Linked DNA regions of Homo sapiens: all the other regions are linked to region 1. Evidence: chromatin contacts called from ENCODE Hi-C or POLR2A ChIA-PET data. All regions are on one chromosome and are shown on one strand. The core of a region is the stretch at or near the end of the contact, and the rest is flanking DNA. Distances in the headings are between cores, read along the strand shown. Region 1 holds the start of SDC1 (syndecan 1). Region 2 holds the start of RHOB (ras homolog family member B). Region 3 overlaps LOC105373465 (a long non-coding RNA gene).

The links. Hi-C counts contacts between places; a loop is a spot of excess contacts on that map. ChIA-PET counts read pairs that join two places held with the same protein, here RNA polymerase II (POLR2A). Pooled maps may share reads with other maps.
Region 2: a loop to region 1 is called in a pooled map, with 3 times the contacts of the local background. The contact joins the promoter of RHOB here to the promoter of SDC1 in region 1. A Hi-C loop is called at or near these places in 2 of 50 pooled maps. POLR2A ChIA-PET finds 5 or more read pairs at or near these places in 11 of 52 experiments (BJ, Caco-2, H1 and 6 more).
Region 3: a loop to region 1 is called in a pooled map, with 4 times the contacts of the local background. The contact joins the enhancer-like site here to the promoter of SDC1 in region 1. A Hi-C loop is called at or near these places in 1 of 37 single-sample maps with no recorded cell type and 4 of 50 pooled maps. POLR2A ChIA-PET finds 5 or more read pairs at or near these places in 1 of 52 experiments (Caco-2).

The regions. Positions count from the first base shown.
Region 1 is chr2:20,223,470-20,226,725 of GRCh38, reverse strand. SDC1 (syndecan 1) reads left to right here and starts at 1,596. Exons shown (of 5, transcript NM_002997.5): 1 at 1,596-1,924. The coding sequence starts at 1,859. RefSeq lists enhancers at 269-948, 949-1,628 and silencers at 1,180-1,559, 1,620-2,039, 2,080-2,139, 2,160-2,619, 3,030-3,229.
Region 2 is chr2:20,445,566-20,448,821 of GRCh38, reverse strand. It overlaps RHOB (ras homolog family member B), which reads right to left and starts at 1,748. Exons shown (of 1, transcript NM_004040.4): 1 at 1-1,748. The coding sequence starts at 1,356. The coding sequence ends at 766. RefSeq lists silencers at 1,330-1,539, 1,790-2,039.
Region 3 is chr2:20,419,954-20,423,209 of GRCh38, reverse strand. It overlaps LOC105373465 (a long non-coding RNA gene), which reads left to right. Exons shown (of 5, transcript XR_001739317.2): 2 at 1-382. Among named protein-coding and RNA genes, the nearest start is that of RHOB, 25 kb to the left of the region's middle. RefSeq lists an enhancer at 504-1,017. Within about 2 kb of position 1,754, at least 8 of the 41 ENCODE cell types and tissues checked have a DNase peak (open chromatin) inside an H3K27ac peak, as active enhancers do.

The DNA.
Region 1 (3,256 bases), core at 347-2,846:
GTGAGTGACTTTTAAAAAATGAAAAGACTCCATCAAATCCTCCCTGACCCCAGTTTCCTCTGTTGTGAGCAGTAGAGAAAGGTAAGATTCCAAAATTCCTATTTTTCCACCATACTGGGTTGAAGGGATCTGTGGAGCCACCCTCTGGTAGAGGTAGAACCTTCGAAAAGGGCATTTTTAATCCACAGGGACTCCTCGAGCTCGGCTGGACCTCCGTGGTGCCGTGCTGTGAGACCATCCATCACTCAGGCACTCAGCGAGCCCACATCGGCCCCCAAGAACCCTGATGAAGGTCTTCCTGCCCCCTAGACAGACTTGGGGAGACGGACACCCCAAAAGCGAGAGCTCTTTGAGGTCAAACAGGTGCTCAGGAGCAGGGGTACAAGCAGGCCATCATCTTTTAGTGCTGTGAGGAGGAGTGGGGGGATGAGATGGGGACGCAGGAGGCTGCTCGGCTCCAGAGCCTGCTCCACGGTGGAAGGTGGAGGAGAGTCCAGGGTCCCACGGTCAGTCCCTGCGTGGCCCAGGAAGGTTTAATTCTTTTAAAGAGGAACACTGGACACTTCCCGATATTTTCTTGGTCCCCAGCTCAGGCCGACCCAAGTTCTTGCCTTCCGCCTAGGGAAGACAGGGGAGGACGACGCCATCTTTGGTCTCAGGGCCCAGGTGCGAAGGTCGTTTGGCACCATCTCTCCTGCCTGCCAGATGTGGGCAGGGCCCGTCCGGTTCTTCCCCTTTGCTCTCTCGGCCGTTTCCCCTACACCCGCAGGCCTTCCACAGCTTTTTGAACTGAGGCCCAGGGCCTCGCAGGGGATCTCGAAGGAGCAGCAACTGCACGGTGCTCCTCAGATCCGCGTGCCCGAGGTCACCGGGGAACAAAGAAGTTACTTATTTTTCCTTTTAGCTCAGATGAAGAGAGAGGGCGTTGTCTTCCACAGAAAAACGCTGCGAACTCCGCCCCCGTCCCCCTTTTTCTTGCAGCCCTTCCGTGCGGGTGCAGCTGTTTAAACTAAGGCCCCAAGTCTCCAGCACTTTGTGGAGTGCAGGAAGAACGCGAGCGTACGGGAGAATCTGGGCCGGCGGGGCGCAGCGAGCCGCATCGCAGCTGGAGGACAGCCGGGGTGTGTCTGTGTGTGTTTGCCCGTCGGTTGAAGGCCCCATCGCCCCCGGGTCCCCGCCCTGCCCCAGAAAGCGTTCCCCAAGAGAGCTAGGAGTCCTGCGCACCTGGAGCGCGCTCCGCGTCCACGCCCAGAGGGCGCTGCACACTCGCGCCCGAGGACTGCCTGCCCCCCTTCAGCCCCTCTCCCGGGCTGCGCCTCCGCACTCCGGGCCCGGGCAGAAGGGGGTGCGCCTCGGCCCCACCACCCAGGGAGCAGCCGAGCTGAAAGGCCGGGAACCGCGGCTTGCGGGGACCACAGCTCCCGAAAGCGACGTTCGGCCACCGGAGGAGCGGGAGCCAAGCAGGCAAGAACCTTAGGAGCGGGCCGGGGGTGGGGCGTTCCGAAGGGGCCGGGAGGGGTGGCTGGGGGGCGGGGTCCTGGGGGGTGTGGACTGGGGCTGGCCGGGAGACCTGGCGGAGCTGGGGGTGGGGGGCCAGTTTTTGCAACGGCTAAGGAAGGGCCTGTGGGTTTATTATAAGGCGGAGCTCGGCGGGAGAGGTGCGGGCCGAATCCGAGCCGAGCGGAGAGGAATCCGGCAGTAGAGAGCGGACTCCAGCCGGCGGACCCTGCAGCCCTCGCCTGGGACAGCGGCGCGCTGGGCAGGCGCCCAAGAGAGCATCGAGCAGCGGAACCCGCGAAGCCGGCCCGCAGCCGCGACCCGCGCAGCCTGCCGCTCTCCCGCCGCCGGTCCGGGCAGCATGAGGCGCGCGGCGCTCTGGCTCTGGCTGTGCGCGCTGGCGCTGAGCCTGCAGCCGGCCCTGCCGGTGAGTGCGGCCGGCGGCCAGGCGGGGAGGCGGCGGGAAGCCGGGACTGGTCACCCGCGGATGCCGGCGGGTGCACGTGGAGGGGGAGGGGGAGCGAAGACTTCCCTTCTTCCCGCGCTAGCCCAGCGGGTCCCGGGACGGTGAGCCCCGAGACCAGGGCTCCAGCCCCAATTTCCTCCGCTGTCGGTGGGTGCCGCACCGGTCCCGCGCTGGGGAGGGTGGGGGGCCGGGGCCCCGCGCTCAATTATGTAAAACGTCTCCACATCTGTCGGAGCCCGCCAGCCCACAGCGGCGCCCGGGGTCGCCCGTTCCCACCCTCCTCGCCCCGGCCACCGCGGCGGCCGGGCCCCCGTCGGTGACCCGGGGGGATGCAGTGACCGCGGCCACAACGCCCCCCCTGCAGACCCTAATTCAAACCAGACCCGCGGGCTTGCGCCCCAGCGCCGCCGAGCCCGGGCGCCCCGCCCCTTGCGCCAGGGCAAGTTTGGGCGCAGCGCGGCCGGCGCGGGAGCGGGAGGCGGCCGCGTTGGCCCGGGGAGCCGGGCCAGGGCTGCGTGGGGGGCGCGGGCGAGCGTCTGCAGGGCCCTCGGGCTTGCCGTGGGCGGCTCGAGGTGAGCTGAGCCGGCCCGGCAGCGGGAGGTTCCGGGAAGTTGGCCTCGGAACGCTGGAGACCCGGAGGAGCCCAACTTCTGGGCTGCTGAAGTTGAGCTGGCCCCGGAGGGCGCGTTCCCGTGCCGGGCACGGCCGAGGCGCAGGCGCCTTCCACGCGAGGGGACCCGGGAATGGCCTCCCGCTCCCCGGCTCGGCTTTGTGCTGAAGCCGCGCGGAGGGAAGGCGGGTCCCTTGGCCCGCCCAGTGCAGCTGGGAGAAAAGAGGGGCAGATGTGGAGCTCGGGGCTGTAAGAGGCCTTTGGGTGGGATGCAGCATCCACCTTCAGCGGGGCTGACGCTCCACTAAAGAGGGACGTGGCCGACAAAGAGCAGCCTGAGGGTCCCCAGAAAGTGGCTCTCCCGCCCCGGCCACCGGCCGCTAGCCCGCCTTCCCCAATGGGGGCGCTTTGTTCTCGGCCCCTGTAACCCTTTCCTGGGAACAGCCCCGTAACGCCGGCCTTGACGGGGGCTGGGACCTGGGCCGCAGCCAGGTGTCAGCGCGGGCCGCCCGGTGCCCGAGTCTGCCGCCCGAGTTCGCCTCCCCAGCCCCCGCGCCCGGTGCTGGCGTCCCGGGGTCCCTCCTGCGGGCCGGCTCGGCCATCCCCAGGGATGCAGAGGGGAGGTGCGGAGCCAGGGGCGCTTCCCCTTCCGGAAGTGGCGGTGTCTCGCCACTACATCTGGA
Region 2 (3,256 bases), core at 499-2,998, 220 kb before region 1:
TCGCTTATGGCAAAAACAACCCCACAGCGCATCCTCCCTCCTCCCTCCGGTAGCTGGTGGAGGGTTCGCAGCGGGCTGGCCCGCAGGAGAGGCTGTGCTGAAGCTGTGTCCTCCCCAAGTCAGTTGCAAATGTCTTCCCCAGGGGTTGGAAAGATGGTCAAGTCCTGTTCATGCTTGGGCGGGAGTCTGGCCCAGCCTGGGCCAGAGCGCTCACCCATCACCACCCTTAAATAACACCATCTTAGCTCCGAAAATAAAATTATATCTATATTTATATAACATCCCCCCATCCTCCCCAGCAGCCCTCCCCTCCCGCAGTACCCGGGGTCTATGTTACAGACAAGGGATATCAAGCTCCCGCTGGTGAAGGGCGAACATCTGATGGGGCGCGGCCACACTCCCGCGCCAATCTCGCCCCCGGGGATCAGAGGCGGGGGTGGGGTGAAAATGGGGCGAGGGGAGTCGAACAGACACACAGCCACACACTCTGAGGCCCGGCTCTTCAGAAAAGCATGCTCAGGGGACCCTTGGCACTCAGTGGGGAGCCCAGGCCTGTGCAACACAGCTGGACGCACACAGACACTGGGATGGGGGCGCCCGGTGCCCACGCCAAGTCCTGGCGCAAGCCAGAGGCGTCAGCAGACAGATGCCAGGCAGGCCGGTGGGGTCCTTGTGGGACACGGGTCTCCCCTTCTCCGGGCTCGCGGGGGACTGGTCCAGGAGGGGGAGCCGTGCCGGCAGGGGCAGGCGCGACGGGCGCGGCCCTCATAGCACCTTGCAGCAGTTGATGCAGCCGTTCTGGGAGCCGTAGCGCTTCTGCAGCGCGGCGCGCGTGGCCGTCTCGAAGACCTCGCGCACGCCTTCCTTGGTCTTGGCAGAGCACTCGAGGTAGTCGTAGGCTTGGATGCGCACGGCCATGGCGCGGCCGTCATCCGTGCGCACGGGTTCCTGCTTCATGCGGGCCAGCTCTGTGCGGACATGCTCGTCGCTGCGCAGGTCTTTTTTGTTGGCCACCAGGATGATGGGCACATTGGGACAGAAGTGCTTCACCTCGGGGACCCACTTCTCGGGGATGTTCTCCAGCGAGTCCGGGCTGTCCACCGAGAAGCACATGAGAATGACGTCGGTGTCCGGGTAGGAGAGCGGCCGCAGGCGGTCGTAGTCCTCCTGGCCCGCCGTGTCCCACAGCGCCAGCTCCACCTGCTTGCCGTCCACCTCAATGTCGGCCACATAGTTCTCGAAGACGGTGGGCACGTACACCTCGGGGAACTCGTCCTTACTGAACACGATCAGCAGGCACGTCTTGCCACACGCGCCGTCGCCCACCACCACCAGCTTCTTGCGGATGGCCGCCATGAGCGGGCCGGGCCCGGGCAGCAGGAGGGGGCCCGCGAACGCCTCGCTGCCCTCCCGCTCGCCGCTCACTGCTCACCTCGGGCTGCGCGCAGGTGGCGAGAGGGTCGCTAGCTGCACCCGGGCCCCGCGGTGGCGCGTTCTCTCGCTGCGCTTCGGCTGCCGCGGCGGGGGCGGTGGGGGCGCGGGGGCATAGGGCGCACCGTGCGTCTCGCCGCGCTGCTCCCGGGCGGTGGTCGCTCTGCTCACCCCAGGCCGGGGATCGGCGGCTTTGTGCGTAACGCGGGCTCGGGCAGCAGACTCGGGCGGTGGACTCGGCCTAGCTCTCTCCCGGGTCTCTCCGGGCCTCGCTGAGCATACAAGACAACAGCTCCAACCAGACTGCGGTGGCAGATGAGGGCTGCGGCCCTAGCGCCCGCTATTTAAAGAGTCCGGCCACTTTCTTAATATAGCCGTCCAATGGGAAACCAGCCGGCTGAGCTCATCGCTGCGGAGCTTAGCTCTGATTGGCCGCCCCCTGCAGCCCGAGGGCGGGGCAGGGCCAGCTTGATTGACGGCCCAGGCCGCCGGGCTGGGAGAGGCAGCGACCGGGGAGTCCGCGCTGCTGCTGCCGCTGCGGGGCTCTGGCGGTACCCGGGTCCCCTCCTTCGCCGCAGCGTTTGCGCGCGGGGTCCGGGAGCTGGCTGTCTGGAGCCTCCAGGGTCTGGGCGAGCGGTTCCGAGACAGGCTTCACTCAGTGGGGCGTTGGCGACTCCCATTCAGAATTGCCCCTCTTCCTGGCAAACTCCCGGCGGGTGGTCGGGCCTGTGGGGGAGGGGCAGCTCTTTTAACGTGGTTTTGTTTTTAAATAAACAGACACACACACACACACACACACACACACACCCCACACACACACTTTTGTTCCCAAACAAGAGTGTTTTCTCTTTTCTTTTGGAGGTGGCCCCTCCTGTGGTTTAGGGCCCCACCCGGGTACTCGCCGTGGGCCAGCCTCGGGTTTGGACCCGAGAGGCGACCGGCTGGCTGCAAACTGGCTCTTCCAAGTCCCGCCGCCCCTACCCTTCCCAACCCCCAGCTTAGGTCTCTAGGTGAAGATTAAGGGAAGAGGTGCGGAGTGGCCCAAGCTTGACAACGGAAAGGGAAGGTCGAGGCTCGAACACTTGGAGGAAGTTACCGGACAGGAAGAAGCCCCTTCGGCCCCTCTTTTCACTATGAACTCTGATCCCGGTTCTTAAAACAGAGAACTGTCTGAGATAAATTGTACAATAGAATATACACTATTGTACAATAGAATGTACAATAGAATATACACTATTGTACAATAGAATGTACAATAGAATATACACTATTGTACAATAGAATGTACAATAGAATATACACTTGTACAATAGAATGTACAATAGAATATACACTATTGTACAATAGAATGTACAATAGAATATACACTATTGTACAATAGAATGTACAATAGAATATACACTATTGTACAATAGAATGTACAATAGAATATACACTATTGTACAATAGAATGTACAATAGAATATACACTATTGTACAATAGAACGTACAATATTCCGGGTTCAATAGAATCCAACCACCCCAAGACCCCTGAGCAGACGAAAAGGCTTGAGGCTGGAGAAGAGGGGAGGAGTAAGGGGCTAGCAAATGGGGCACAGCGGGTTAGGGGGTGTCCCCTCTATTGGGGCGTAGCCTCCTGATGCACGCCAGGACTGAACTCATTTATCCTGTAGATCCTGCATGAAATGACAGTACCGGTGATCCGGAAAGACCCAAGTCAACCGATTTCTACGGATAAAAGAGGAAGAAGGGGATAGGGGGAAAGGGGAGTCGGGGAGGGCTCCCGGGCAGGAGAAACAGCCTGAACACAAGCAGGAAGGTGGGA
Region 3 (3,256 bases), core at 505-3,004, 200 kb before region 1:
GGCAGGGCGTTGTGCTGTCCATTGGCTATTCAGTCTCGGCTCCAGATCTCCACTTGTCAGGTTGGCGCTACTGGGGCTTGATCTGTGCAAATTACATGTCCCCAGGTCAGCTGGTTCTGGCAGGTTCTTCCAATAGGGGGCACTAGGAGACTGAGGTCAGGAGGAGAGAAGGCACTTGCTCTTTTGTGCTTGCTTGCTTCTCCCCAGCAAGCTTTTTGCCGCAGAAGCATCCACTGAAGCCTCCAGCTTTCTTCAGCCTCAGCAGCTGGAAGCCATGTGAAGCAGCTGACAAACAGCTGGAGGCTGAGATGCCTGCTGTGGGGGGAGCAACAGTTTAAACCAGTGAGCATGTAGCATCGGAAAGCTTCCCGATGGATGATAGGTAAGGTCGGGTATGCAGATGGCCTTCCTGTGCAGGGCTGGGGACCAGAAAGAGGCAGCTAGGGGCAGGGGCCAGCCCCAGGGCAGGTTCAGAACCAAGACCCCATGTTGTGGGAGAATGGGGCCCATCAGGTGGGGCCTGGGCCCAGGGAGCTCTGGTGCAGATGCATGGAACTAAAGCACCCAAAACCTCCTCTGAGTTCCCAGCACTGATGGTGTTTTCAGAGATCATCGTGGCTCCCAGCCCGGGGAAGCCAGACTCAGGGCCAGGACTCTGAGTGGGGGGTTAGGAGAGGCGGCAGCTCTAAGGATGGAAGTTGGTGCTGACAGCAAGGGGCTGGCTCTATCCTCTGAGTATCTGGGAGCCATCATGGATCAAGGTCTCACTCCCATATTAGGAAAATTCTTTAAAAATTCCTCCGTGCAGTGCAATCTTGATTCTCCAGTGTGGGATGGGAGCATTGTGCCCCAGATATGGGAAGTCCTGGGCCACTTCCCTGGACCAGAAGTGCCGTGTCCCCACAACCCATCAGAGAGCTGGGGAAGTGCCATCCAGGCGAGCCTGAGCAGGTCCCCGGCCTTTCCCAATTCCCACATGTGCAATGGGAATGCAGCCAGTCAGAAGCAAGGGCCTCTGGCTCTGTGCCTCCACAGGGTAAGGCTGACCACAGGACTAGTCAGCCAAGGTTCGTGGACCCCTGCCAGTGCTGGCCTTGGCTCCAGGACAGGAATGTCCCTAAAGAGCTGAGGACCTTCCTTCTAGTGCTGCTCCCGGATGGAGGGCGGGGCACAAAGAACACAGCATGGATACGGAGGACCCAGGCTGTGAGCTGTCACCCTCCACTGGGCCTGGGGATGGTGGAGGGGGAGGATGGATGGAGAGATGGGAGAGGGGGATAAGTGAGGGAAGGAGGAAGGGAGGGAGACAGGGAGGTGGGGGAGAGGAGTCACACTGACGTCCAGGTTATGGACAGAAACGGACAGCTGAGGAGCCCATCAAGGCATACTAATGCCGCTGAGGCCGAGCGCATGTGCCCTCCCTTGGGCAGCTCCACTTCTCTGGGAATTCGTCATATGGCACCTGGCTTGCACTTCAGTCTCTGTGAGTCCATCCAAGGGAGTGAGTCCTACACTCCTATTCAGCTCTGGGAGCCACAGCCTGCTCAAAGAGCATCTGAAGCCACCGAGGCAAGCAGCAGACCTGGTGGCCCCGCTGTGAGCAAATTAGCTCATCTTCCTGGGACCCATAGAGCCGTCGGCCATTCCAAAATATCAGCCTCTTCGCTGGTTTCCGCCCAGCTGCCAAGGGACTACCCATGGACTTGGGGGTTGACCTTTCACTGCCTCCAGCTCATGGGGATGGACTTCCGCTCTAAAGGCAAGGGAGCATTGCCAACCCCTGCCACTCCAACAAGAGGGAGCTGTTCTTTTTCACTGTAGGGATTAAAACTCACAACAAAAACACTCAAGAAGCAGGCCAGGCACGGTGGTTCACACCTGTAATCCCAGCACTTTGGGAGGCCAAGGCAGGCAGATCACCTGAGGTCGGGAGTTCAAGATCAGCCTGACCAACATGGAGAAACCCCATCTCCACTAAAAATATAAAATTAGCCAGGCATGGTGGCACATACCTGTAATCCCAGCAACTTAGGAGGCTGAGACAGGAGAATCGCTTGAATCTGGGAGGCAGAGGTTGCAGTGAACTGAGATCATGCCATTGCATTCCAGCCTGGACAACAAAAGCAAAACTCCGTCTCAAAAAAAAAAAAAATACCCAAGAAGCCCCAGCTCCAATGCACTGTCAGAGCCTTCCAAAGTCCTCTTTTGTCACCACCTCATGGGGGTGGCTTCCAGTGACTACCGAGCAGACCATCAGACACTTATTCTCTGGTCATTCCAGGCATGTGACACATTGCCAGCCACTGGCATTGCCAAGAAGCTTGGGACGGACTGCTACCATAGTCACCTCAGGGGCATTACAAGCAGATGTGCCCGAAGTACTAGAAAGTTAATATCTATTTACTCATTTATTTTTGAGATGGAGTCTTGCTCTGCCGCGCCCAGGCTGGAGTACAGTAGCACCATCTTGGCTCACTGCAACCTCCCCCTCCTGGGTTCAAGTGATTCTCCTGCCTCAGTCTCCCAGGCAGCTGGGATTACAGGCACCTGCCACCACGCCCTGCTAATTTTTTGTATTTTTAGTAGAGACGGGGGTTTCACCATATTGGCCAGGCTGGTCTCGAACTTCCGACCTCAGGTGATCCCCCCCGCCTCGGCCTCCCAAAGTGCTGGGATTACAGGTGTGAGCCACTGCGCCTGGCCAAAGTTAATATTTATATTATCCAAAACCAGAGGTTCTACAGGAACAAGTATTTACTTCCCTTTGTACAGAGGCCCACCTGCTAGGGCAATGGTTAGGTGCACATGACATAAACCAGGCAATGTTAGAGGTACGTGCATATGGTATCTTTGCAGGGGTAAGGGATGGTTTTAACATAGGCCTTGGAGATTTCTAGGAGATTGGTCATTTCCTTAAACAGCTTATTTCTGGCATGAAAAACTTCCATCTTCAACACTCTTACTCCCTCCCATTACTTCAATTTCTACCTTTACTCCTAAATATGCAGCTACAGCCTTGACTTGGTTCTCGAGCTCCAGATTTGGCAAACTCACCTATCGCCACAGAGAAGTCTCACGGCCAAGCTGAATAAAATAAAACGCTTCTCTTTGCTGTAAGCCCACTCCTCCTCCCATCTTCCCTGTTCCTGTGAGCCATAACACATTCACCTCATCATCAAGGGTCACACCCTTAGAATCCTCACCGACAGCTCCTAACCCACAAGCAGGAAGGCTGGGCAGTGCACCCTCACTGCTT